Linked DNA regions of Mus musculus: all the other regions are linked to region 4. Evidence: chromatin loops called from intact Hi-C (ENCODE). Cell type or tissue: left cerebral cortex. All regions are shown on one strand.

The links. Hi-C counts contacts between places; a loop is a spot of excess contacts. Peaks named below come from ENCODE experiments on the same cell type or tissue, not always from the same donor. Only the 100,000 strongest peaks of a DNase experiment are listed, where the experiment ranks them.
Region 1: a loop joins it to region 4, with 2.3 times the contacts of the local background. A loop is called at or near these places in 14 of 42 quality-filtered maps.
Region 2: a loop joins it to region 4, with 7 times the contacts of the local background. A loop is called at or near these places in 17 of 42 quality-filtered maps.
Region 3: it touches region 4 in a loop (2.3-fold over the local background); 13 of 42 quality-filtered maps call a loop at or near these places.
Region 5: it touches region 4 in a loop (6-fold over the local background); 13 of 42 quality-filtered maps call a loop at or near these places.
Region 6: it touches region 4 in a loop (5-fold over the local background); 9 of 42 quality-filtered maps call a loop at or near these places.
Region 7: it touches region 4 in a loop (4-fold over the local background); 23 of 42 quality-filtered maps call a loop at or near these places.

Annotation. Positions count from the first base shown.
Region 1 is chr2:57,360,599-57,364,598 of GRCm38, forward strand. It overlaps Gpd2 (glycerol phosphate dehydrogenase 2, mitochondrial), which reads left to right. Exons shown (of 17, transcript NM_010274.3): 14 at 3,433-3,545; 15 at 3,652-3,730; 16 at 3,907-4,000. Among named protein-coding and RNA genes, the nearest start is that of Gpd2, 120 kb to the left of the region's middle. In left cerebral cortex, a CTCF peak has its summit at 2,135 (motif pointing left); a DNase peak (open chromatin) is centred at 2,031.
Region 2 is chr2:57,179,474-57,183,473 of GRCm38, forward strand. BB557941 (expressed sequence BB557941) reads right to left here and starts at 2,281. Exons shown (of 3, transcript NR_040356.1): 1 at 2,182-2,281. 4930555B11Rik (RIKEN cDNA 4930555B11 gene) reads left to right here and starts at 2,358. Exons shown (of 4, transcript NR_040633.1): 1 at 2,358-2,452. It overlaps n-TAcgc8 (a tRNA gene), which reads left to right and starts at 2,605; the gene lies at 2,605-2,676. n-TGgcc8 (a tRNA gene) reads right to left here and starts at 2,991; the gene lies at 2,921-2,991. In left cerebral cortex, CTCF peaks have their summits at 2,386 and 2,623; DNase peaks (open chromatin) are centred at 56, 2,342, 2,588, 2,898 and 1 more place; H3K4me3 peaks cover 1,814 bases; H3K27ac peaks cover 1,191 bases.
Region 3 is chr2:57,314,248-57,318,247 of GRCm38, forward strand. The region is part of intron 6 of Gpd2 (glycerol phosphate dehydrogenase 2, mitochondrial); the gene reads left to right. Among named protein-coding and RNA genes, the nearest start is that of Gpd2, 78 kb to the left of the region's middle. In left cerebral cortex, a CTCF peak has its summit at 2,024 (motif pointing left); a DNase peak (open chromatin) is centred at 1,980.
Region 4 is chr2:57,116,070-57,120,069 of GRCm38, forward strand. It overlaps a transcript of Nr4a2 not described here. Among named protein-coding and RNA genes, the nearest start is that of Nr4a2, 3.0 kb to the left of the region's middle. In left cerebral cortex, CTCF peaks have their summits at 842 and 1,686; DNase peaks (open chromatin) are centred at 72, 382, 762, 1,171 and 1 more place; H3K4me3 peaks cover 1,625 bases; H3K27ac peaks cover 1,736 bases.
Region 5 is chr2:57,372,850-57,376,849 of GRCm38, forward strand. No RefSeq gene overlaps it. Among named protein-coding and RNA genes, the nearest start is that of Gpd2, 140 kb to the left of the region's middle. In left cerebral cortex, CTCF peaks have their summits at 2,036 (motif pointing left) and 2,237; DNase peaks (open chromatin) are centred at 1,312 and 1,910.
Region 6 is chr2:56,112,901-56,116,900 of GRCm38, forward strand. No RefSeq gene overlaps it. Among named protein-coding and RNA genes, the nearest start is that of Mir195b, 670 kb to the right of the region's middle. In left cerebral cortex, a CTCF peak has its summit at 1,750 (motif pointing right); DNase peaks (open chromatin) are centred at 831 and 1,780.
Region 7 is chr2:57,235,971-57,239,970 of GRCm38, forward strand. Gpd2 (glycerol phosphate dehydrogenase 2, mitochondrial) reads left to right here and starts at 2,412. Exons shown (of 17, transcript NM_010274.3): 1 at 2,412-2,597. In left cerebral cortex, no CTCF peak of the experiment used is centred here; DNase peaks (open chromatin) are centred at 1,755, 2,021, 2,430 and 2,719; H3K4me3 peaks cover 2,230 bases; H3K27ac peaks cover 1,578 bases.

The DNA.
Region 1 (4,000 bases), 240 kb after region 4:
TGGAGACCTCAGATGAAGCTTGCTTTTTAGGAGGGCCGAGCAGGAAAGGGCATGAGCGTCACTCAGAACATATTTAGGGAAATGCTGTCTAGAAGAGAGACAGGGAGACTTCGTAATTTTCATATGAGGTACATCTTGATTTTCATTGTGAGTCCTTGAGTTTCAGTTTTCAATCAGATAGAAGACATAGTCAGATAGGAGGTGACTCCTCACCAATTTTGTTCCAGTCAGGGAACTTGCTGTTAGGATTTTTTCTTTTCTGTGATCCCTAAATTAACCTGATAGAAAAAAGACTAGAAAAACAGAAGGAGGCAAGTGCAATACCAGTTTTAAAGAGCAGAAAGCAAAATATGTCTTTGTGACCTAGGAATGGTCTTCACATTGATCCTGGCTGTTTTTCTTAATTGAGCTCATTAATTTTTATTATGTTCACTATGTTTCTTATAATTTAGCAAGAAGTGTAGGCTATTCATGCAAATAAGGGGCCCCTAAGGAAAAAAAAATTTTTTTTCATACATGTCCTTTTTGCATTGCAGTAAGGATCAAGAGAATGCTATAGAAGTGATATATACTGTATTTCATACAGCCCCATGAATCTTTTTTTGCAAATCACCAATTTTGACCTCTGAAGGGGTCTTATGATAGCAGGTTACAGCGCTCTGTCCCCTCGACCTAGTCTAGTTTGGTTCAAGCGTTTACATTACAGGGCTGATGCTGTGCTTTCTTGGTGTGCCAATAAGCATAGGAGCAAGTGCATTTCTGATAATAAGCTAAAACAATAGCCACCAGTGTACCAGGAGAGTTTTTATAGAGACAAATGATAAACCTTGTACTGGGGTAGACGAACTTCATTCATTCAAGCTAAGTCTGACAGGCTTAGCAATATAACAGGCATGAAAAAGAGTAGCTTTAGTTGACTATGACTGCCAATCAATTTACAGTGGATCATGATTGTCCCCTACTCTAATGTATTCTTTATTTGATAGCTCACATAACTAGAAAGATATTACTCCTTTGTAGGTACTTTATCTCTGTAGGAGCATGGCGTTTGTTTGTTTGCTTGTTTGTTTTCTGACAATTGGTCTGGAAGAAAACATCCAAATGACATAGGGCTTTGAAGTCACGCCTCTGTTGAAGCTCTTGACTAACAAATCTCTAAGGGGTAAAGTACTTGACGTTGCTTTCAGTGTGTAACCTACGATTCGGATGGCTCTACTGTAGCAACGTCCTGGTCATCCCAAGTAAGTTGGAAGAATTGGAGATTATATCTAATCTCAACCTAAAATGTCTTAATAGGCATATTACAAGTAGCAGTGTGATTTAGATACATGGCTCAGGCAGTCCATAATGGAAACACACTTAGGAAGAAGCTACATTGTGACGTGGATGGACAGATTTCCTCCTCCTCTGAAACATCACAATTATTTGGTAGAGGGTGAATAAACTTCATAGGCAGTGAAAGAATATGCATTACGTAAGAGATTGTCATTGGAGGGAAGGCTCAGAGGCAGCATGTCCAAGGACATGACTTTTAGAATAGTTTATAGAAAGTAGCCGGAAAGGAGTCATTGAACAAGACAATCCATTTTAAAGCCGTGACTGGTGGATTTTCTCATGTAAAGAGAGAAGTCTGCAGTGAAGAATATCACTGGAGATTGAGAGTTCGAGTTTTATTTAATCACAGAAAAGTAGATGTAGACACACTTGTTTAGTTTTACATTCAGTATTATGCAGCATTCATGAGGTTTCATTTCTTCTGCTGCATCTATTTTTGAAGAGAAAGGAGGTGGAAAGGAATACTCTCAAAAATCGTTCTGTCTAAGAAAACAGAATGCCAAGCCTTGCCGCTGCCACGGTGTGCACAGTGCTTTGTGTTCCCCAGCCTCCGTCGATGGTCATTTCAGTTTCACATTCACCACATGGGGCCTGTGAAGTTGGGAATTTAAGATATGCATTGGCTATTGCTTGGTGATGGTGCATGGCACCCATCTCCGTGGCTTAGGCTGTTAGAGATGACTCAGTCATTAAGAGGGCTTGCAGCTCTTACTGACTGCTTCACACCCACACTGTGCAACTCACCACTCTCACCACTCGTGAAACTCCAGCCCCAGGGAATCTGATGCCCTCTGCTGGATGCCATGGGCACCCCACATGCGCACATACATATATAGGCATAATTAAAATATAATAGAAATGAATCTTAAAAACCCTTCTCAGTGGCTTAACACAGGCAGAGATTTTTGTTTGTTTTTGAATTTGAGACATGCTTTATGTAGCACTTGCTGTCCTGGAACTCCACATGTAGATGCTGTCACTCACAGAGATCTGCTTGCCTCTGCCTCCATGACTTTCCCCGAGCACTGGAAGTAAAGGCGTGCACTACCATACCCAGCTCAGCCAGCATCTGATGCTTCTCCTCCATGTCTGTCTAAGTCATGCTTGCTCTCAGGGAACAGGAACAAGAGAGGCAGAGAAAACTAGGAAGTCTCTTTAAGCCATATTTCAAAAGTGGATTATCTTATACCAGTCATGTTATTGGCCAAAGTAAGTCACATGGCTAGAGCATATAAAAATAGGTTTAAGGAATACATGATGTGGGAAGTAGGTGTGTGTGTGATTTATACCATTTATTTATTACATTTATACCAGTGAAGAGAGATTTGCAAACAGTATATACTGTAATATTGTCACCTGAGTTAGTTAGGTGCGAGAGTGACAAATGGGATATAAGGGCAGTGCTTGTTGCAGATGCTGACCTGAGATTCTGAGAGCCTCTAGCAGACTGTGGAGGATAGCCAGCTTTGTGCTGATTGACTGTCAGAAGCCCTTGCCGGAACTTCTGCATGGCTGACCACCGGCACTGCCAGCCATGCTAGAGTAGCTGCTCAAGTCATATAGAGTTCATTTTTATATGCTTTCCTTGTCACCACGCTTTAGGAAATGTGCTCTTGTAGAATTTGATAGTCAACACCACACAAGAGCAACTACAGTAAAAAGAAGCTGTGGTGTGTGTTACCACATGTAGAATGGGCATCCTGATGGTGTGGGGAAGCAGTCAGTAGTACCACATACATGTAGAACGGGCATCCTGATGGTGTGGGGAAGCAATCAGAGAGGTGAAAAACATGCTCTATGAAATTTAAGAAAGGATGAACTGACCGCAAGCCCCACAAGAGTGTGCCTAGCTAGAGCCAAAGCTTTAGGAAGAACCAGACAAATGCAGGTGAACACAGCAAGTGTTTAAGGTCACAGTGTTTTGTATCTGTGGTTATTAGACTGTGTCTTAAGTTGCCCAACTAGAGGGAGTGGTGGAATGTCAGTAAAACTGGATGTTGATTCAATGAGAATCAGTTTCTGCTGATAAAAGGGGCAGGGGGAGTCAATAACTCCTATTAATCTGCAACCTTTGTGCATGTGCCTTCTCCTTTGTAGGAAGAACTTGAAACAGCCACGAGATTTCTGTACTATGAAATGGGCTACAAGTCTCGAACAGAACAACTTACAGATAGCACTGAAATCAGCCTGCTGCCTTCAGACATCGATAGGTACTTTCAATGCTCTTCCCGTCCTCCCCTTCCATAGCCTCCTCCTCCTCTTCCTGTCCACTCTTTTATGTAAGACTATCTGCCATTATTCAATTTTGGGTTGCAGGTACAAGAAGAGATTTCACAAGTTTGATGAAGATGAAAAAGGCTTCATTACCATTGTTGATGTTCAGCGTGTCCTAGAGGTGATACATACTCCCCCACCCCATTATTAGTTCTCTGGTATAGAAAGATATAAAATTAATATTAGTTTGCATGTTTTCCAAGTAGCATTTTAAGGGTTGAACAGTCTAGCTACATTATCAGGAAGTTACACATAATTTTTAGTTTAACCCTCACCTCTCTGTGCTCCCCTGCCTAGAGTATCAATGTACAAATGGACGAAAACACACTGCATGAAATTCTCTGCGAAGTAGATTTGAACAAAAATGGACAGGTTGAGCTGCACGAGTTTC
Region 2 (4,000 bases), 63 kb after region 4:
GTTCAAGCTATCCACTTGGCCCAAGCCAGACCAGTGATGCCACACCACAGCCTCTGCTGGTTTTAGAGCCAGGGCTCATTTGCTTTATCAGGTGACTCTCCAGGGGCTTTGGATCTGTGGACTTGGAGAAGGAGCATTTAAAATGAGGCTTCCTTGGTCTTAACTCTGAAATCCTCAAAATTACTGAGAGCCTGGCTTGCATCATGTGCCAATTCTATTATCCACACACTCAGGGGTAGACAGGAGAATTGTCCCAAGTTCAAGACCAGCCTAGGCTAATTATCAAGCTTCTGCCTTAGAAGCCAAAACAAACCAACCAACAAACAAACCAGAATTGATTGAGAAAAAAGGGAAGGCTTCTGGTAGTAGCTAAATCGGCAGAAGGTTGAGGAAAGGAATCCTAAGGAGAATTCCAGAACAAGTTGCTAGAAGAACATGCATCTTTCCCAGTTTCCCTATTGAAACCCTTGGGGTAGAGACTGATTCTGACTCCAATTTCTGATTCAGAATCAGTTTAAGAAATGTGTGCTCCTCCAAGGAGCTGAAGGGGTCTGCAACCCTATAGGTGAAACAACAATATGAATTAACCAGTTACCCCCCCACCCCCCACCCCAGAGCTCATATCTCTAGCTGCATATGTAGCAGAAGATGGCCTAGTCTGAGTTCGAGACCAGCCTGGTCTACAAAGTGAGTTCCAGGACAGCCAGGGCTATACAGAGAAACCCTGTCTCGAAAAACCAAAAAAAAAAAAAAAAGAAAGAAAGAAAGAAAGAAAGAGAGAGAGAGAGAGAGAGAGAGAGAGAGAGAAAGAAAGAAAGAAAGAAAGAAAGAAAGAAAAGAAAAGAAAAGAAGAGAAAAGGAAAAAAGAAAATAGGAAATGTGTACTCCTTTGGTGTTCTTGTGGGAATCCTAACAGTGGGGACGACTTGTGGGACCCTTTTCTCCCTATGGGTTCCCTGCTCCTGTCTTGATGTGATGGTTTGTGCTTGGTCTTATTGTAGCTTGTTATACCACGTTTGGTGGATGTTCCTGGGAAGCCTGCTTTTTTTTTTTTTTCTGAGGAGAGACTGACAGGGGTAGGGGAATAGGGGAATAGATGGGGGAGAGGGGAGTTGGAGAGGGGAGGGGAAAGCTGTTGTCTATATGTAATATATTAGAGAATAATAAAAGAAAAAAGAAGAAGAAAGAAAGAAATGTGTGTTCTAGTGTCTTGGAAAGGAATGCAGGGATATTCTTGGGTATAGAGCAAGCCTCCTTGATAACGGCCCACTGGTTTCCCCCACTTCTTTTGAAACATTCCTTATTATAGCTGAATTAGATCCACGTGTGGCTTTGTTCTAGTTAACAAAATCAGAGTTATCATTTGTTTAAATGGCTGTAAGCATATGTGGACATTTGCTTATTCTTAACACAGGATGTGATTATGAAGCTGGTGGTTTACCCAGTGACTTTTGACGTTTTTCTGCTTTCTGCTCTGCCTTTTGGAGAGCACAAGCGAAGGGTGAGGAAACTTCAGGCCTTCACGCTGCCGCAGCTTTATGGCCTCAGCCTAACAGGTTAAATGGAAACGACCTGATGCTGCTCTGCCTACACCATATACCTACCCTGCTACCACTGAGCCTCACCTGGAATGGAATCAGTTTTAAATACACCTGGAAGAGATACACTCGTCTTTTCATTCATAGCCCATCGAACCATCTAGCTTGCATCCAACCACCTGGAACTTTAGGGCTGAGGTGCGGTTAGGTCAGGGTAGATGGAGGACATTAAACGATATATATATATATCAGTCAGTCCGACTGACCCAAGGTGTAAATAGAAAAGGAATGAAAAGCCGTCTACAGCAGGTTCTCCACCCTATCTTAACATTTATACAAGTCTAAGCCACCAAGAAGGGGACAGCATCATTTTGTTTCAAGTTGAGAATCATGCAAAGGAGGAGCAAATAGCAAAATCATTTTCTGCTGCAAGAGTTGACTGTAACCTCCATCTAAAAGAATCTACGGGCATTTGGTCCTCCAAACAGCAGAGCATAAATGTTAACGTCACTAGGTAAACCATAGATTTTACGCAGCTTTCCTGAGACATAGGGGGTTTCCAAAAGTGCAGGGTACCCAGATAAATCCACAAAAGTTTTAAATGCAGAGACAGGCATATACAGCAACAAGTCTCTTGAGTCACCTGAATGGTGTCCGCAGTTCCTTTCTTCTGGCCCAGCGAACTAGCCGACTTGTAGAGGACCCAGTCTGTAACCTAGCTGAAAGAAAAGCTCAGAACCTATGCTACCCGCCAGGAATCGTTGGCGCCTGCGCAGTAGGATCAAAGAGCTGGGCTGCGCTCGGTCCCGCCCCTCTGGCAGTTCAAGGCTCCCGGCTCCAACTGGAACCTGGCGTTGACCGCCTGGTTGCGACTCTCCTGGCCGCTGAGTTTAGCTGCGGGCTCCCTGCACCGGGTCGGTTCAGATGTACCACGAGCAGAGCCTGAGAAAGGATTATAAAAAAGAAATGCACTGTGGAATCTGCTAAAGTCAGACTGACTCCTTGGTTTAGAGGAGCGTTGGGTTCTTTGTATAAGTAGGCATATGAAGAGAGCAGTTAGCGGCTGGGGGATGTAGCTCAGTGGTAGAGCGCGCGCTTCGCATGTGTGAGGTCCCGGGTTCAATCCCCGGCATCTCCAAGCAGCCGGAATTCTGTTTTTCATTCTTTCTCAAAGAAAAGATTTTCACTTGTACATTTTGCCCACCACTACAACATCGAAAACCGAAAACAAAAAGGCCGTGAAAAATCTGCAGTGTGGAAAACTCACTCTAGTGATTGCTGGGAAAACAAGTGAAACGAAATGCTAGGAAGAAAAATTCGTAGTTTCTTTCTTCATTAATGTTAATATTTTAGAAAAACAAGATTTGAAACAAAAAGGCAAGTGCATTGGCCGGGAATCGAACCCGGGCCTCCCGCGTGGCAGGCGAGAATTCTACCACTGAACCACCAATGCAAGCACATATTATGGTGTTCTGTTATACTATACTAGGATATATTTACACATGAGTAATTCTTGTGTCAATTCTGTTTTTATATATATATTTAAAAATTAGGAAAAGAAACAGAATTCTTTTGTTTTTCTCCTTAAGTTTTTAAATCTCACTTACATACATTGTATTTGAAGATAGTTCCACTGATCACAGAATCTTAGGGCAGAAAACGTTTCTACATGTATCATTGAGCATGTCACAGAGTTTTAAATTCAACGATCGTTAAATATTGGCAAAATATTAACATTTTAAAATTCTTACTATTCTAACTTTTGTTAAACTGTATGAGGGTTTTGGGGTGGGAGTTTGTGTTTACTTGGTTTTGTTCTTGGCAAAGAATGCAAGTGTATGAAGATTTACTCTATATACAACTTTATGATCTCCAGCCTATTTTCAAATACTTTGATCTCATTTATATGTGTGTATAATATATATATATATATTAATATATATGTATGTAATAATATATGTATATATATTATACTATATATATGTGGATATAATATATATTATATGTGGATATAATATATAATGGAGATATATATCCTATTTTGATTTTGTTTTGTTTTTCGAGACAGAGTTTCTCTGTGCAGTCCTGGAACACTGTAGACCAGGCTGGCCTGGAACTCGGAAATCTGCCTGCCTCTGCATGCACCAACACTGCCTTTTTTCCAGACAGGGTTTCTCTGTGTAGCCCTGGCTGTCCTGGAACTCACTCTGTAGTCCAGGCTGGTCTTGAACTCAGAAATCCACCTGCCTCTGCCTCCCAAGTGCTGGGATTAAAGGCATGTGCCACAGCACCCAGCTTGGCCAATTATTTTAAACAGTCAGAAAAACGGAAATATTTTTAGGGATTGGAAATAGAAATGAGAATGAGGAATTAGAAACTTTGACACAACTTAAGTTATTAGGAGAAAACTGAACTGTCCTACTGACACCCCCCCCCCCACACACACACACACACACACATAC
Region 3 (4,000 bases), 200 kb after region 4:
CACTGTACAGTTATACACTATATACACTATACAGTTATAGCAGCATTGAAAATGAATAAACTATGACTGAAGTGGACAGCATGGATGAGTCTTAGCAACAGGGTGATGTAGTATGGTTAATGTTACTATGGAGAGCTGCTTTACAAATTTAACTGTATTTGGAATCACACTGTATATGGATGAATTTAGGCTAGGATACCCAACTTATAGTCTATTTTGAAGTCTAAATAAGCAAGTAAGTAGAAAAACCGTTATAAACAAGTCATTTTCCAAGTATTGCTACATTTGGGTTGGTTCTATGGTTACCCATCTCTAGTTTTCATTGAAATGTTCTGAAGTATTAGTTGTACAAACATCCGCTTACGTAGTTAAATTTTCAAGATTTTCCCCAAAAAACATTGCCAAACCTTTTCAGGAAAACAAAACAAAACAAAACAAAACAAAACAAAACCATTGTCCCCAGGGACATGTTCCAAGTAAATGATAATGTTTGTGATTTCAAGATTCAAAACAAGATGCTTTCAAAGAAAATTCTCTGGCTTTTGGATGTTAACATAAAGCATATTTGTTTTCTTAGTATTCTGTCCATGCATAGTTCTACACTTCTAAATTGACCACATAGCTGTTGGTCTTGATTTCCTCGTGTCCTCTTTCCCGTTACATTTCCCTTCTTCTTTTTTGTTGGTTACATAAATGAAGCTGACATCATTGCTCACATAGCAGGCATTTTTTTTTTCTTTTGCCCTCAAATGCTGCCTTTTTGCTATTCAGTATATCTGGATACCAACTAATGCTAAATGAAATTTGACATATACCCCTAAGAAACAAAACTTATAAACTGTGGCTTCCGAGGAAACCCTGAATAAATAGGACACACTGCGTCTACCCAGGCTAACCTTCAGCATATGCTTCAGCTTGCTGATGACGAGGCAGAGCACGGGAGCCCCCGGGAAACTGGGCAATTGTTTATTGCTCGCTTGGCAAGCGTGTATTAAATACCAGGCTTTCATTCTCATGTAGATACATTAAAAGAAAATCATACAGAAGTAGACGTGATCAGATGTAACCCACAGAGATAATAGTTACTCATAGTGTACCTTGTGTGTATATAAAAGCTTCAAAAACCGCTAAAGACTTACCAGGGTCTTCAGGGGTTGTATAAAGCATCCTGAGCAGATAGAGCTGGCAGGTTCAGGAGAAGACTCTTCCTCCCCCACTCTTGCTCAATGGCCCTTTTCTTGGATGGGGCAAAAAGGTATCAAGGGCAAAAGCTATTATATTAAATCCCATGTATTTGCCCTCTCAGTTTGCTTATTTGTCTCAAAGTAAATACGGAATCCATTAACCAATCATTGTATCCGCTAGTAGGAGCCTATGGGTTTTGAGACAATTTACTTCGTTTGTGCCAGTTAGCAGTACACTTTCCAAGTAATTTTAGCAAGTCCTTTTAGTCAACTCAATCCTTTATATGTATGTTAGGATCAGATATTAAGGTCCATACTTTTCAGGAAGGAAAGGAGAATGTACCTAAACATTTTGTGTTAATATTTTTGATACATCCAATTGGACAGGTGTTTGGTTAGTTGAAAGAACCTTACAGAATGACGACTATGCTATCATGACCTTTCCTGTCCGTCACTGATGGCTTATCTTACTTTTTTCATTCCTGTGATAGAGCACTCCCATAAAAGTAACCGTAGGTAGAAAAGGGTTTATTTTCTACCCTTTTGTGTAGCTATCACAGACAGGAAGACATGGTAGGTAAGGAAAATATTGGTGTCAGGGGCAGGAAATTTGTTAATCACAGAAAGCAAATGGGAAGTGGGGATAGGCTGTAAAATCTTAAGGCCCACCCACACCCAGTGTTCTACTTCCTATAGTGAGACTCTACTACAGGGTCCACAATTTCTCTAATCAGCACCAGCTGTGAACCAAACACTTGAGTCCGTGGGGGACATTTCATATTTCAACCACAATTAATTTTGGAACACCAGTACCAGGGTGTATGAGCCCTCTTCTGGCATCCAATGGAATTGCATGCATGCAGTGCACAGGATAAACAGGCAAAACACCCACACACACCAAATAATGTTTCTTTTATTTCCCCTTTCTTCCTCTCTTTCTCTCTTCCCTCTTTTTTTTTCTTTTCCCCTTTTCGTTTTCTCATTGAGAGTGTAGATTTGGCTGTCCTGGAACTCACTATGCAGACCATGCTGACTTCAAAGTCACAGATCTGCCTGCCTCTCTCTCCTTGATCAGAGGCAGGTGATACCATACCTGTCAATATGTCTTTTTTTTTTTTTTAAAAAAAGACAGTTCAACAAGAAATGTTTTTATCATCTGTAGAAAATAAATGAGAACAGTACCATACAATACAATATGATGCAACAACAGCTACTTTCAAAACTTGTAAGCTAACTCATGGCAGACGTGACCTCCATATAACTCACTTGACAAACATTCAAGTCAAGAATAATCTGTTTTGAAAATTCCCTATCTTCTTCCTTGGACTGGAATGCAGGGCTTCCCTTGTGCATGCTGGGCATGAACTGTATTGTGGAGTTATATCCCAGTCCTTAGTCTATGCCTGCAAAGGTAAAGATTCTGCTTTAAACATAACCATGCTTCCGGGCTGAATGGTATCTTAATATCTAGTATCTAGTCACAGCCACATATCCTTTGTAGCTTCATCATAATTTTAACAGATCCTTGAATGAGAATTCAATTTGTAAATCAGACAAAATATTCCAGAGGTGGGGGGACATGCCTACAACCTCAGTGTTCAAAGGTGAAGTTTGAAGGTTGCAAATAAGAAGTCATTATGGGGAACATATACCTTTTTTTCTTTGTAATACAAAACAAAGAAACAAAAAAGCAAGGTGTTGCATGCTATTCAGTGGCAGGGCCCTTGCCTCAAATGTACAAGGTCTTGGGCTTGATAAGCTGGAGCTCTACAGATGGGAAAGTTCTGAAAGGAGCCTGGCGTGCTATGCATGCTCACAGTGTGAGCACCCTGGAGCCTAAGGCACAAGAACAATGAGTTTGGGGTGCTAAAAAGCAAAGGTCTCCCTGTTTTAAAATGTGTACCAACAAACAAAAAAGCAGACAAAATCTTGGTTATAAATTATACGCTCGACAGATACAGTTTTAGAAAAAGGGGGCTAGAGATGGTCAAGAGCACTTATTCTTTCAGAGGCCCTTGCTTTGGTTCCCATCACCCACATGGTGATTCACAGCCATCTGTAACTTCCGTTCCAAGGTATCCGACGTCCTCTCCTGACCTCTATGAACAGGAGGCGCATATGTGGTGCAGTTATACACACAGGAAATACACTCATATGCTGAATATAAAATTAAGTTGAAAAATAAATTGAACTCAGGTGGCTAGGCATGGCATCTAGCACTGTAAGCACTGAACCCTCCCCCAACTCCCCAGTCCTCCTCCTCCCTCCCCCTCCCCTCCCCCTTCCCCTCCTCCTCCTCCTCCTCCTCCTCCTCCTCTTCCTCCTCCTCCTCCTCCTCCTCCTCCTCCTCCTCCTCCTTCTTCTTCTTCTTCTTCTTCTTCTTCTTCTTCTTCTTCTTCTTCTTCTTCTAAAACAGGGTGTCACTATGTAGTCTTGGCTGGCCTCAAACTCACTGTGATTGATTCATCTGCTTATGTTCCCAGTATATGTCTACCATCACTCCAGCCCCATTTTTTTTTTCCTTGATTAGTTTTAAAATCGCTAGATTCCTTTTCTGTTAAAAATAGTTTCCTTTAATATGGCCCCCAATTTTTCCTGTGCCAATAAGTGGTTGTTGGATAGGAAATGGCATCCAAGGGCAGTGGCTTTGACACTACGCTTGCCATTCATAGGCTGAGAGACACTTGAGCGAGTCTTGTGGTTCTTTCCTGATCTTAAATTCACAGTGTGATTGCTGGCTGCTGTGGTTGGGGACGTTCAAAGGTGTCTTTACTGCTCAGTTTGGGGCTTGGGAAGGAAGGCTACAGTAGTTGTGG
Region 4 (4,000 bases):
CTAACCCTACTCCCAGTACCCCCGTGAAGCTGGCCAGACAGGCCTCTTCGGGTTTCTCTCAAGACCAGGAAGGGACTGAGGCCAAGGGAGAGCGACTTTGTAGGGTCCCCTTCTTCTCCCAGGACAGCGCTCCTCCTCCCCTTCTCCCGAGCGTTGGCTCGCTCCCAAGCTACCCGGGCGAGCGGTGTGTGTGTGTGTGTGTGTGTGTGTGTGTGTGTGTGTGTGTGTGTGTGCGCGTGCGTGTGTGTGTGTGTGTGTGTGTGTGTGTGTGTGCAATATACACCTCGGCCCCCTCTCGGTGATCCTAACACCCCGGGAGAACACCGCGGAACTCTCGGGGTTGTGGGGTTGCTCATTCCTAGCCTGCACCTCCGCCTTTGCCAGCTCCAAGCTGAGCGAGCCTGTGGCTGCAGAGGCGTTGCCATCGGGTGCCCTGCGGCTGCCCAGACAAGCCGCGGGCTCCACTGTGCATCGGCCTCCGGGAAACCTACGTGACCACCTTAAGTTTCCCCCAGATGTTGCGGCTGCCTCTCCAGCTGCTGCCGCTACGGCTCAGCGGTGCCCTAATGGGCGCGAGGAAAAAAAAAAAAAAAAAAATCCAGGAAGTGGGGGTGCAAGAGGGGGGCAGGGTGAAGAACAACTTATTAGTGTGAGCTCGGCAGCGTCAGCGCCCCGTGGGCAGGAGCGATTCCACGCGAACGAAAGGGAAAAAGTGAGAGTTTGGAGAGCAATGGAGAAGGAAGGGGTGGGGGTGGCGGTGACGCAGGGGCGCAGGCATTGACGCACCGGCCAGGCTGGGCCCAAAATAGAAGCAACTCCAGCTCACAGGCGCCCTCCCGGGTTCCCTTCCCCTTCCGTGAGGGAGCAGGGTGCGGTCACCAGGAGCTTTCCTTGATCCTCGCGGTGGGCCAGGTTCCCGGCAGCTATCTTCAGACAGTCGGAAACCCAAGCTTAGCGACACTGGGGTGGAAGTTATTATTTTTTAATACAGTTCCAGGAGAGCGGGTATCAGGAGTTTAAGGTCGTAGCCACAGACCTCCCTACACAAAAGCGGCTAAGTAGATATGTTGCCCTCTGCAAGCTTCTCTCCCCGAGTCATTAAAAACACATTCAGTTTAGGTTGAGTTGAGTCTGGGGACATTTTAAAAATGCTCTCCTAGAGTGAGGAAAGAGGGCCTGGAGTTCTTATACTGAACACCAAGGAGCAAGCACAGTAACGAGGGTTTTTCTTTAGCAACCTCCAGTGCTTGGTTTCCTGATAAGAAAAGCCTTTGCTCAAGGCTTGTTATACCCAAGATCAAAAGGCAGAGGTCTTAGCAGTTTACTACAATAGTAAGTGAGAATAGGGTAATTATAATATGTAAATGAGAGGAAGTGAAGACTTTTTTTCATCCAAGTGTGAGTTTTCCCTCTTTTCAAATTTGCGTTCAGCTTCCCTGGATGTTACTACGACTGAGGAAAGATTCATAAACTCATTTAAAGTAATTCTTGGCTGGGACTATTCTACGGTTGGAGTCTGGCATGTGCTCTAGGTGCACACATCGGAAAGTTTAAAAGGGCCATGATCAAAACCTCAGTCCGCTGTCCCGTTCCCCCGCCCCCCCCCCCCCCCCACACACACACACACTTGATTGGAAGGGACGAAGCTGCAGGAGCAAAGACAAGGTCTGCAATTGACTGATCTTGTCAGTAGGGGGCCTGACTCCACAATGTTCAAGAGACAATCTCCCACACAAACACACAAGCACGCGTGCTTCACACACACACACACACACACACACACACACACACTTAGCTATTTACTACTTAGGCTAACTAAGCCTCGGGAGAAAAGTCTGCAGGCCCAAATGTTCATATTGTGTTGGAATTCATAAACAACGACAACTCTTTTATTTTTTCTATATTCTCCAAAAGGGAAACAGTTTAACACATGGAATTAGGTTTACAATGGATTTTCTTTATTTCCTCCTGCCCGTGTTTAACTCACTGTTAGGTCACAGAGGGAAAAAAACCAAAATGGTAATAAAATCTCTCATTTTATCTCAAAGCAGTTCAAATTGGCATATAGTTTGGAAAAATGAAAGCATGTTTTAAAATCCTATGATTACATGTTTAAATAAATTATAGTTGAGAAGAGAATTCCTGTGGGTATATTTGCTAGTACATAAGAGAATGCTTTTGTGCATAGAGGTTTAATTACACATATAATGGAATCAAAATGTAGAATTGAACAACCTTTCAGAAAATGTTAAAACGATGCTTTAGGCTAAAAGAAACTGAAATTCTACATTTATATGGCTGCAACTCTTCTGCATTCTTACACATAAATATTTCAAATAAAGTATTTTATAACTCAATTAAAATGACAATAGTGTTTTTTTCAGGGTTCAGAGTCTGTTAGAACTTTAAATTATTGCCACGTTTAAATGTGTAAAGTTTCCCCATTAATAAAGGTCTATTTTCTTAATAATTTAAAATAATGGAAGCAAAGAATTAATGCTATGCATAGTAGGTCCCCCTTGTGTAAATTATGTTATTGCTATTAATAAATATAATGATGAGACCTTAAAAAACATTGATGAAGGTAATGCTGTTATATTACTTTTCATGATACTAGCACATACTAAGCCATACATATCTGCTTGTACATAAAAATATATTTCCATTAAAAATCAGTATAAGTGAAAATAAACTCACATCTAAACCTATGTATTTTATTTTTTGCATGGCTAAGCAGATTATACTTAATAAAACTGAGCTCTTGGTATAATTTAGAGAGCAAACATAAGTGTAATCCCATCGGATTTTCTATTTTAATGCATGGGGGAGAGGCCTCTGGGGGGTTGATTTCAGAATTCTCCCCAAATGAATTCAGAGGTCTCACAATGCAAATACAATGAAATGGACATACCTGTTATGCCGTGTTGCAAGAGTTGAGACAACTTCAAGATATATATATTTTTTTTTACTGTGTAGGTATTGGAACTTATAAGCATTGAAGTGAGATGTGTTTTAAATTATGTTTGAACAAACCCACATTCACAGTCTTTGTTGTTATTTGGTAAGCAGTCTTCCAGAAGTGACAGAAAAAAAAATGAATTTTCACTTTAAAACATCTGGTTCTCTAAAGATAGAAATTAGTATTAAAGATGTTTTATTGTTTTGCTTTTGCCATTTCATTTGCAATCATGGGCTATTAATCAACCAAACTGCCCCTTTCCTACGGGACACTTGGAGAAGTCAACAGCTTCTCTGATATCCACATAGATACGGGCAGCTTTTATTCAGTTTTACCCAGCCTGTTTTTCACCAAGACCATGGGTTTTTTAAATGTCTTACTTTAATTCAGAACTCAATTCTAGAAAATGTGTAAAGATGTGCCGAAGTAAACAGCACTTTTTTCTAGAAGCTTCTACTTATAAATTAAAATCATAAAACTGAACATATGGTAAAGCCTCATGCCACTCAAAAACTATTTTACATAATAAAAATCTTTGGGTTTTTTTTTTCCTTAATACTTGGCTTACAGTGGCCCTCTCCTAATACTTGCTTTTATAAAGATGACTTAATATTTTTCTTATGAAAAAATTCTTTTTTATTAAAAAGAAGAATACTTTTGGTTTTAGAATTTATTTGCTCATTTCAGTAAGCATTGGAGATATTAAAACACATTTAAAATTCTGAAAACAAAGTTATATGCTATTATAAAAGGCATCTGAAATTCTATCAACAGCCAATGACATTAGTTATTCTAACAGTATTAGATAAAATTCTTTAAACAGATAAAATATATTCTTTAAACACAGAAAATATATATGTTTTCCAATAGTTCTATGTAAATCTCAGACAGCCAGTTTTTGTTCTACTTTTAATAAGAAAATAACCACATTTTATTTTTTACTCTCAAGCTAATTGGTAAAGAACCTCTTATTTTAATGAAAAAGAAAATAAGGTATTGATATATTCAACAAAGACATATATGCCCTTTTCTTCATCATAA
Region 5 (4,000 bases), 260 kb after region 4:
ACGCACATACACATCCACCTCCTTGTGTTAAGCATTAAAGACACACAGACACAGAAAGACACACACATATCACACAGATACACCCCCCCCCCCACACACACATACACAGACACACGCACATATCACACACATGCACATCTCCTTGCCTTAGGCCCTCATACTTAGTGTTCTTTGTTGGTTCTCATCTCATTCTGTACAAGTGGGATTAGATATTTATTAGCATTTTCTTTAACTCCAATCTTGATTTACTTGAGTTTGTTTGTCTAAATAATCTAAATGTAACAAGCTCAGTTAACATAGCACTTCTATTTCACCTGTCCTCAGCGCCCTCATATAGTCCAGGGCTGCTTCTGTCCTTCCTAGCCCCGTCCTCCCTGAGTTAGAGTAAACAGCCACCCCATTTATATGTTGCTTGTTAGCTTTTCTCACCATTGCTTCACTATCCGCTTCCCCCCCTCCATCCCCATCATTAATTGATTTACAATTCATTTTTATGCATACGGAGTTTTTCCTATCCAAGTTAAGAAGCTGTAAATCTTAGATCCATTGAAATGACAGTGAGAAATATTTCATTTTATCCCATGAATCATTTGCCATCCTTATTGCAGAAAAATGGCAAAATTATGGTGTACCATGTTTTCATAAATTACTCTTCCCACCCCCACCCCACTGCCCTGGTTCATTTCATTATCTGTGTGGAGAGACTGTGAGAGTCAGACTGTAGACACTTGGGGTAAACAATTCTGATTTTACAGCAGGCTAATCAAAATTTCATAACATTACAAATTAATTCCTCTGGTACCGTGAAGAATTTAATTCATGTACAAAATATATCATCTATTTTATAAGTCAAAAATAGCTTGATATTAAAGTATGCCCTGTGATTGTTTGTGTCAAAAGGGGGGGATGGGTCTTGAGTTCTTTAAATAATGTATATAATTTTCATTGGTTTCATATGTCAAAGTAGTCATTTATGTCCTGAAAGGTGGGTGCTTGGTACTATGTGTTTGAACACTATTAAAAAAAAAATCATAGCTTCTTCTCAAAAGGCTAAATCATAGGTTTGTATTTCACACATGACCTAGAGTGAAACCAGTTCTCCGTGGATCCCCACCCCTCTCATCTCCAGCAAGAAATATCCTTAAAAGGAAAAAAAACCTGAAATCTCTAAGAAATAGTTTTTAAAATCAGTAAATGAAGTCAGCTGCATTACGACAGCGGTCCTGAGTAGGTGATTTGGCTCTGACGCTCACCCGCCATGTTCCTGTCAGCTTTTTAAGGAGCCACGGTCAGTTCTTTGTAGGCTCTGCCAAGCCAAGTCTATCTTGGTAAAGATGCTTGTCCTCGTGAGCTGCTGCCCTGTGTGGAAAGCGGGCTATTTTTTAAAAGGAGCTTAGCCAGCTTGATCCATGCTGTAAGCAGCACCGAGCCATTAAATAAAAACCAAGGCAAAAATGCCTTGGAAAAGGGTTAATTAGCTTTAATATTGATTTATTCCATATAGGATGCTAATAGACCAGAACATTTACTTCTGTTTTGGATCATTAAAAACTGGCTGTAGTTCCCTCGAACAATTTGTTTCTAATAATTAAAAATTAGACCAATTAGAGAAGTCTTCATACAACCTACTCTTTAGGATGTACTTTTTATGAAAACAAAAACCTGGCTCACTACTTCACAGTTCCGTTGCGGCTTCAGCCACAGAAACCGGTGCACAAAATACAGAGAAGGCCTCTGAGCTCAAGCCAGGGGCATTTCTCCTTTAATCCTAATGGGGAATGAGGGGGTGGCGGTGGGGTGGGGTGGGGTCGTTAAATGTGAGATCAGGAGTGCTGAATTGCTGTGTGCTGTGGCTGGAGTCACATTTCCCTTATTCGCATCCCGCATTCCAGATCTCTGGGACTCCAGCTCTCTCCATCCCTTGCTCTAGGTTTGGCAATGTGACTGCCCTGGAAAAGTCTCTGGTGACCTCTGAGGTGCTGTCTCTCTGCAGGGGAGGTCTCCCTTGCTGGGCTGAGTTTTTGTTCTTATGCTGCCCTCTAATGGATATCAAATTATTTCATTAGACACAGAACAAAAGTAAAATTTCAGCTTCTTCTGAGCTTCTGGGTCAGAAGAAGCTGAAATGTGAAATGGTGATATGACCTGTTTCCCCTTTGCGCTTGTTCAGGTGTAGGGGACATTTGTGCTAATTGTGTCCCGATGCCCTGGCCAAAGTTGCTGTCCTGTTCTGGACAGTAAAGGGAGAGTAAATGCTAATTTGTGCTCTGTGGAACTTCCTCCCCGCCCCCCCACCTTGCCAGCAATCGGAAAGAATTGATGTTCTAGGGTACTTAAAAATGAGGAATAAAAACAGTGTAAGTGCTGTATTAAGATGATATGCTGTATGTTTTATCAGCCACTGGCACCTAGTTCAAAAGACAAAAAAATTAGCAGCAGTGGTTAGGGAATAGGCCTGCGCGTGAGGTGGCTATTCCATCCATACATGAAGAATATCAGCGCTTCTCACATGCTGCTTTCTGACACCCATTGCTAGAGCTGAAAACTATCTCTATTGTCCAGTTTGATTGCTTGAATCAAACTGATTTACAGCAAATCCATCTGAGCTTTGATAAATCTATTACAGTTTCATTTCACTGATTTCATTAACGTGAATAAAACCAGCCATGCTTTCTGCATAACTGCTTTTTAATGGCTTGGCCCTGTCACCTGCCTGAATATTAATCCCCCTGACTTATTGCTCCACAGAGGGAATGAGTAATGGGTATTTGAATGTGATCAGCACACTACAATGCAATTAAGGAAGCAGTACTGTTCTGTGCCTTTAATCCTGAACTAATTTGAATTGCAGTTTGATAGCACAGTGAATCCTGCATAATTATGTAGGGTGCATATTAAACTCTGTGACAAACCGGAGAAGCCTTTAACCATCACAGCTATGGTAGACAAGTGAGGGCTAGAGTCAGAGAGCCCACTATTGGACCGAGAGCTCAATTAATAGGAAGCCCTCAGCAGGGATGGCTTGGCCACGCAACATATCATAGGGGGGAAAAAAAAACAAAAAAACCTGTGAAATGTTGACTTGCTCCAAATCAATTTTAATTTACATGCGTTGGAGTTTTCGGAGTTCCTTTCGAGTTTGCAAGGAAGCAAGGGGTAGAGAATTGTCCCTTAGAAAAACTTTACATTGTCTCAGTCCCTGTAGCAGTTAAAGCCAGCAGTTGTCACAGTTCAGAGCATCTCAGCTGCTTCTGTCTCTGTCTAGTTTTGGGGGGGTTGCAAATGGTTCATTGAGAAGCAGTAGAACTGGTCAGCTGGGAAACCCCCCACATGTACAAACACACATATGGACACACACAAATATAGCTGTCTAGAATGTCACCCCACTTAATACATCCTCATTTCTAAGAAGTTTGAACATTATTTCATGGAGTGAGGCTTTCTGGAAATAAATGTTATGCAATGGTCAATAATTGACTGCTGCCACGAGGATGCTTCTATTACTATATATTAACCCTAAGGAAAATAAAACAAATAGTCTATATATTTTGGAACTTTTATTAACACATTGGTAATTAATTTGTATTATAAGTTAGCTTTTTTTTTAATTTGAAAAAAACAGACCAAAATATGATGACTCTAGGCTGTTGTGGGAAAAAAAAAAAAACCAAAAAAAAACCAAAAACCCATCAGGGATAAAGAGGCTCACTCCTGTACTATGATCCTTCTTGCTACTGTTAGTTTTATATCTGGGCAGAAATAAGAAATGAGATGTATTAGCTTATGTCTCAGGCTGGTCCTGCAGTGGGAAATAATCATAAAAGGTCAGAAATGACTAATTTGCTGCAGTTAGGGCATTTAAGGTAAACAATCAATACCATACTTTTAATGCACATTATTATCCAAATAAAAATGACATTTTGATTCTATTTAACTATTTTTACATAGCCCTGTAATGTCACTTTGCTACAGTTGCCCTGATCCTTAAATGCTTTGTGAG
Region 6 (4,000 bases), 1.0 Mb before region 4:
ATGCAGGCACACACATATGCATATTTAAAAAAATGAAGAAAACTGACATTTGCCTCCTAGATAATATATTAAGGTTACCAAGAACACTGAGAAGTCTGTGTTCAGTTCAACACCAGAAGTCTGAATTCACAGTCTGAGTTCAGAAAATGGTCAGCAATGGTATTGAATTCTCTGGTTTTCTCATAGAAATACACCTCCTTAGTCCAACCATGAAAATAATGCAAGCACGAACACACGCACAATTAATTGATTAATTTTACAAGTTAGGGGATGGCAAACTTTCTGAGTAAAATTAAGTAAGAGAGAAGCGATTACTAATGAGTACAATCTCACAAAAGTAAGATAAGATTAAGGAAAAACTAAACAGGCATCAATTTTTATCTAATAATCTCTCAGTATTATTTCCAACATGTGTGCTGCAATCAAATGCCTGAAAATTTGGGAGTAGAGTCTGAGCATTCAGTATTTTATTTTTTAGTAGCAAACCTAAAGCTGTTCTGATGTAGAAGGTTTTCTTTTATTTTTTTAAAGCCATTAAAAATTAAATCAGGAGGGGCACAGCGTTATGGAGGCCCTGTTATTTTTCAAAAAGTTTTTTCTTCAAAAGGAATGACCTTCTCTTGGCTCAGAAGACTGCATTGCAATTTCAAACAGTCAAACCGGTTCAGTAGTCACATCTCTAAAAGCCACTAAGATGCCCACCAATAAGCGAAGTATGCCCATCTGTGTAGGCACAAACCAGGTGCACTGTTTCATGGAGAGCCAATCAGTTGAGCCATTTTGAAATCTCCGGCTGCTCAGGACAAGACTGATTGAGCCGCAATGCTGAGTGTACATGGCTGCTGCTCTGGCAGGATTGAATTGGAAGTGCTGTAGGTTAGCTTAGCAGCACGGAAGTTATTGCTGGTAAAATCTGCAGAGGCTTTCATATTGACAATTAGATTTCGAGCAGTACAAGCTGCATTGTCATCCCCATTAGCTACTTTAAATTACCCATTCCTTTACAAGCTTAAGGGTGTTCTTGGTTAAACGCTACATGTTCTCCTGGAAGGGGGAAAAAAAAACCCAGCAGCTTACTGTTTAGATGAAATGGTCGTTTTGATTAGAGCACCGGCGTTTACCTGTTTAAAGCAATTACAGGAAACACACATTCTGCTGCAAATACTATGGTTTTACTGCTCAAAGAATTGCTGTGACCTTCAAGGTGGAAAAACATGAAATGGGGAGGAAAGCATAGATTTGATGTGAGAATCCAAAGATTGTTAAATTAAAAATAATGTCCGGAACTCAATAATCTTGTTCCAACTCTGCGTCACTAAAATGAACAGATCACTCAGAGAGAACCTCCGCAAAATTCTCTTCCTCTGACACAGGAGTGGGGGCCGTGGACATGGGGGACTTGGAGAAGTGGTAAGGATGTTGTCTCACTTCTGCTATAAGTGATGCAGATTCTATTCTTCTATAAGACAGAAATCTTAGAGGAATACATAATGAAAGAACTGAAGGCCTTTGATTCTCGTAAAAGGTAAGATGCCACAGCTTGAATGTGGCTTACATACAAAAGCAGTTCCCTAATTTGAAGAGAACATTCAGAAAACAAAAACAAAAACATAGTAGTTTCCAAGATCACAAAACTACCCTGCTGTAATATACTAGATACACGTAGCTTTCCATCCTTCCTTTCACTTTTCTTTTCTTTAACTGTATAATTCCAAGTCTTGTACTGTATCACACCTACATGTAATTTCTTTCCAGGCCACTAGATAGAGCCAAAGTATAAAAAATATGCCCATGAACGCCCACACACAGTCCAGGAACTCTTAGGCTAAAGTTGCACTCACACAATAGAAGCAATGAATCTTATAAGAAATTCAAGTTTACTTTAAAGGCTATGACTAGAATATTGAAATCTGATGCATGGTTCATTCGCTGAAAACTTCTGTACATTTGAATTCATGTAACATACCTCATCAAAGTTTTCTAACTTTTTGAATGGTGAAATTATTGATCTTTTCAAACACACATACGTATTATGCTTTTAAATTATGCAAGAAAATCTACTTTACTCAATAATTTTTATAACGTTAATCTTCTTAGAAAAAAAAAAAACAGAAAGGGGCCAGAATCATTGTCCGTGAAAAAGATGCTGAGCTATGAGTTATGTCAGAATACCTCATAAGATAAACTTTAAGATAAAGACTTGCTTATTGGGGTTGTCTTAAATATGCAAGTACCTTTTTTGTGGCTTAGGAGTTACTCGGCATCCTAATATTTCATCATCCACATCACGATGAACAAAATAATCTTGTCACACAAGTTTTGGTTACTAATCAATTAGGTAATGCAAAACACAAGGAACGTGATAAATTGAATGTGCACATAACATTACATGAAAATGGCTTCTTTAATCTCTCTTAAATCTTTTATCCTAAACACACAAGTGAAAGAAGCTAACCAAAAGAAAATGCTGAATTGTCTGAGTAGTATCGATGATGCCAGAAATAGTACAGAAATTCTTCTTAATACTGTATCTTTCTTCATTAACTTTATTTTATATAAATTTATGAAGACTCTGAAGACCCTTGGACAATGATTGAATACGGAGCGGATGTCAACAACTCCAGTTTCTCACACTATATTAACATCCATTTGTTTGTTTGTTTGTTTTTACAATATATAAAACAACAATTTGAAAAATGTTGCAAACAAACAAAATCTTTTGTCATCCTTAAAACCAAGTGCTTTAGAGCAGTGAAGGCCTAATAACACAAGAGTTCTCCTGGTTCAGAGAATAGAATTTTTGGCCTGGTTGAGGATGTAAAATTCTAACCAAGTCAGTTGATCTCCAGGCCAAGGACACCACCCCAGGAAGGCAGGCTCCCCTTAAAACATGATAATGGAAGATGTAGAATAATAATTGTGTTCACTAAAGGCCTAACTCAGTTTTCTTGAGTCAACTACTAGTAAAGAGGAGCTTCCACCATATTACAGTGGCTCACTCCAAGGTAGGACACAGACAAGAGGCAATACTCTGAGGAGTCTGAAGAAAGGGTTTTGAAAATAAGATACATTTGTAAGAAATACTAAATATATGTCTTTCCTTTCAAATACTATAAAAAACTTTTAGGACAAGGGATTTAGATCTTTATATCTTGCCCATCTTGTGAAACCTTTATTCAAATGTATTAATCCTCCCCAACTGGAAGTCAGTCCCCTCTGCAGTTATTCTAGGAATTGGACATCTTGGAGAAGTGACCCTTTTCCCCTTCACTTCCTGTGTATCAGTTCTTTTTGAACAAGACAATTGAAAAGGACTGTAAGGCTAGACCCAAGCAATGGGGAAAATAAAAATAAAAAAACAACATTCATTCCCGACCTGAGTTCAGATAAAAACCAAGTGCAGTTCCTGATTGTGTGTTGGCTCTCCTCCTACCAGGAGTAAAGTTTGCCTCATCCACACATTTAAAAGTAAACAAAACCACCAAGTATTTTAGGTTACTCAGTTGCTTTCTCTGTCCATGCTCTGGAGTGGGTTAGTAGTCTAGATTGCACTCTGTTAGAGAAGAGCCGAGGCCAAGTCTTTAGTCATTTAATGGAGAGTCTGGAACACACTGGTCTGTCTGCCTTCACAAAACTGCAACTGTTCTATAGCATCTTCTCAGTCCAATGGCAGTTCAGGTCAGTGTAAAAAAAAAAATAATAATAGTACAATGCTAAACATGGTCTGTCCCAAAGGATAGGGGGAAAAGGTAGATTTTTGATTTCTACACTTTAGTCGTTTAAATCAGAATCCTTTTTTTGGTAAACAGTAGAAAAATTTGGGTAAAAAAAAATTGTTCAATTCACTAGAGGATTAAAAAAAAAACATATCAAGCAAAGGGCCTGCTGTGTTTCTTCACCCCTCTCCCTCCCCAGTACTTTAGAGACTTTAGAATATAAACTTGATCATTGTAAATATAAAAAAGATGTTACTCGAAAAAAAACTTCATGTATATATTTT
Region 7 (4,000 bases), 120 kb after region 4:
AGTTTAGAGACCCAGTCTCTAAAAACAAACCAGACATGAATGGAGTAGGTGAAGAGATTTTATAAGTCTCTGTGATATTTTAAAGTACTTACCTTAAACCTTTACATTTTAAAATTATCTGTTGTTCACTGAAAAAATGAGTCTGTCCCCCCCACCTGCTTCAGATAGGCCTCACTGTAGCTCTGGCTGTCCTGGAATTTGCTATGTGGGCCACACTGATGTCAAGTTCATGGCCATTCTCTATCTCCAAGCAGCTGGGATTAAAGATGTGCTGTTTTATTTTATTTTTTAAAACAAACAAACAAACAAACATGTTCTAAGTTAGTTGTGATCTGAGCAGTTGGAAGCAAGCAGTAGTTTTAATTCATGAATATATCTGCTGTAGAGCATTTTCCTCTCTAATTTTGCTCCTTTTATTCAGCAGTGGTGGGGATGAAATGTGATATACACAGGAACAATGCCAAAATGCAGTGGTTTTGACAGAGAGGACTCAAAAGAAACACATGGATTGTTTGGGGCTGCTTCCTGGCTCTTTACCCTTTTCCCACATTGTCGCATCTTTTTCCTTTAGGGCTCTTCATGAATCCTATTGGATGCTTCCTGTTCTGATCTTTTTTGTTTGTTTTGAGGCCCATATTTGTCAAGTGCAATGCTGCCCAGGGCTTCCGATTTTTCTCCTCTGTCGTCTAAGTTATGCCGAGGTCTGATGGGTGCTCATGGGTTTCTGATGAGAGCTGAATCCTTCATGGGTGGAGTACTTAGTGAAGAAAGACTTGACATAGTTGGGCCAGAAACACACTGTTCACTTAAGCATCCACTTAAAGCCAACGAACATTTAAACATCTTTTATAGGCACTAGGATGCGAAAGTCAATGGCGGAATGGTTTCATTTCCAGGAACTGCAGTCTTTTAGGTGAATTAGTGGGAAGTCAGCATGGACCCTGATTTCGACCTACTTCTTTGCAGAGAAACGCATTGAACTTCTAAGTAAATATTTGAGATCTGAAAAACAGGAAAACCGAAAGTCAGTGGCTTACTTCTAGGGCTCTCAAACTAGAATCCTTTAGGACCGAGCTATTGAACATCAGCTCTCAACCCTTAGTGTGAATCTGGACCTCTGTAATGCTTGGTTAGGTCTGGAGCTGGAACTCGGATGTTTGGGACTCAGGTAGCCACTAGCTCAGATTGTTTGCATTTCTGCCAAGTTCTCAGGTGATGCTGTACCAGGCACCATAGCTGTACTGTGAAAGGCACATTTTAAACGCTAAAGATTCCCTGGCTTATTTCCAAACCCTTTCAGTGGTACAGCGACAGAAGCTTAGTTCGTAAATTTAGCGTGTCCAAGGCCAGGAACAAGTTCTTTTGCCTTTACAGAGGGTTTGTTTGCCATAAGTTACTGTGAGTTTGTGACCCCAAACTATAGGCATTTCTACAGGGTTTAAGAATACTATGTATGTGACTTAGCAATTGATTACTAAACACTGCTACAATTTCCTTCAAACTAATTTGGCACGAGGAGCTTTTCGGATCAGTCCCTGCCTACTTTTCAACACCATAATCTCAGGATTTAAAGTGGGGTCTTTCGGAACCCGAACTGAGCCCTCCTTGGGTACCCTTGGTTTTGCTTAACCCTTTTAGTTGCAACAAGTGAGCTGGGCATGCTCAGTGGGCAGGGTCGGGTTGGGAGGGGGTGCAAGTGGGAAGCCTGTGGCTCCGCAGCCAGGGTTCTCCGCCTCCCCCCACCTGTACGAGGCCCGGCCCGCTGGGCCAGCGCTCAGCATCCCACCCTTGCTGATTTGGCTTGTTCTTCTCAGCGGGTCCCGGTGCTAACATTCAGGCCCGGGGTCCACAGGCCTGGAGCGCCCACAGAACACGCTGGGGTATCTGGGCCGAGAGCTGCAGGCCGAGTCCCTAGAGTCCCCCGACTCCTAGACGCCTTTCTAGGCCCAGGGAAGCCTGGCGGCTGGGAGGCGCGGAGGAGGGGACGCCGGATCTAAGGGCGCGCGACGGGTGATCAGGTAAGGCAACCCCGGTAGGCAGCAGGCGGGGGAAACGTCCTCCCCCTAGGGCAGATGGCAGGAGTGGCCCGCGTGGGGAGGGACAGAAACCCAACACCACAGCGGCTTCCCCGGCCTAGCTCAGCCCTCTCTTCTTTCCTCCAGCTAGCAAGGAGTGGCAGGGTATGGAGTCGTGCTCCGCCGGGGCTCAGGGCAGGATCGATAACCTCGGGCATGGCCAGCCCACGTCCCTGCGAGACCCAGAGCGCCGGGTCTGCAGCCGCCCTTTCCCACCGGCTGCACTTCCGCATTTCCCTGCCGGGCAGAGTCGCCCGGGCCGCGGTGTCGCGGCGAAGGCGGTGGCTGAGTTGCCGGATCATCCCCCGGGGAGGCGGAGGCGCACGAGGGGAGGAGGAAGTGGCCGGGAGGGGCGTCGGCGGGCGGGTCGGGTTACGGTGGCCCCGCCTGACCCGGTGACATCCCGGCGCGCTCGCCGCGAGCTCAGGGCCACTCTGGTTCTCGGTGAGGCCGACTCCGTTCTGGCTGGAGGATCCTGACTCCCTTGCTCGCCGACCCCTTGCGCGTGACGACCGATCTCAGGTGTGTGCGTCCTGGCGACCTGGTCCTCTGCCTCGGCTTCTAGGAGGAAGTGGTCCCTCTCTGACTTGTGTGACTCGGTGGGACTGCGGTGTGGCGGAGGTGGAGGTGGTGGTGGCGGGAAACTGGGGCGAGACTGTGAATTTGTTCCCACCAACGGAGGAGGAGCACAATTCTCATTCAGGGTTAGGCGAGACTGGAATACGTTTGAGATACGCTTTACCTAGCTGGAGGCAGGGCGTTCCCACATCAATGAAACTTTATGCAAAGTTTTAACTTGTGAAAGTGGCTTGTCTGATGCGGAGGCTTGCTGTTTCCTTCTGAGGTGAGGCGGGGAAGACCCTTCTGCAAGGGGGAGGAGGCTTTCTTTGAGAAACTCAGTTGCCGGGGTGTGACTGGCCCAGGAGGAAATGCAAAGTGTACACCGGCAACAGCCTCCTCTCTCCGCAAAGCAACTGTGTCTTGCCAAAGAAAGTTTGCTGAGTGCTGCAGCTTTAGGAAGGCTTTTAGCAGGTGATGGTCCCTAGACCGTCCTTTATCCCTTAGGAAGATATACGTACTCCTGAAACAGCCTTCCTCAAGCAACACAAGTTCTTACAAAAGTTCAATGACAGGGGCATCTAAGTGTTACAAGAAGTAAATATCCCAGGGGTTGCTACAGAAACAGCCAAAAGTTACATTTGTCAATTTGTGTGAGTAGGTGAGAGAAGGAAGTTGCCCTGTTTGCTTAAAACAAAACTTTGTATCTTGCATGTATTTCAAAGTTTGAGAGTCTTGGAATTTCTCTTTTTGAACGTGGAAAGTGCTGGTGATGGCCTCTCTGGGACCATGGGGCTTCTTGGGAGCTGTTGGTTAGCATATGGGGCCTGGATGCCATTGCCCAGTGGATAGCATGTGCTGTCTCTGGGGCCTTAATGATGAGTGTTGAAACCTCCCCCTGTTTCTCATAGAGACATTAGTCAAACGACCACACTTCCTTCATTTTAGCAACCTAACCCTTCACCTCAGTGAACAATGGGAAAGAATTTGGGATGAGAGACAAAACTGTTAGAACTCTGCTTTCTGAGAGCATTAGTCACATAGTCACCTTATAAATAAGTCATTCTAGGAACCATGGGAAGGCAGTTGCATGCCTCACTGTTAATGAAAAGGGCACAGAGTTAGCAGTTCTCAGTGGATGTCACACCCCACTGCTGAGTCTTATAACTAATGCTTCTTATAGACAGTCAAAAAAGAGTTGATTGTCACTGTGGATGAATGAGATGAATGATGTTGACATACTGATAGAATTCTTACATTATCCTGTCCATAGTCAGGATGTAAGTTTTTTTTTTTTTTTTAAGATTTATTTTATGTATATGAGTACACTGTACTTGTACAGATGCTTGTGAGCCATCATGTGGTTG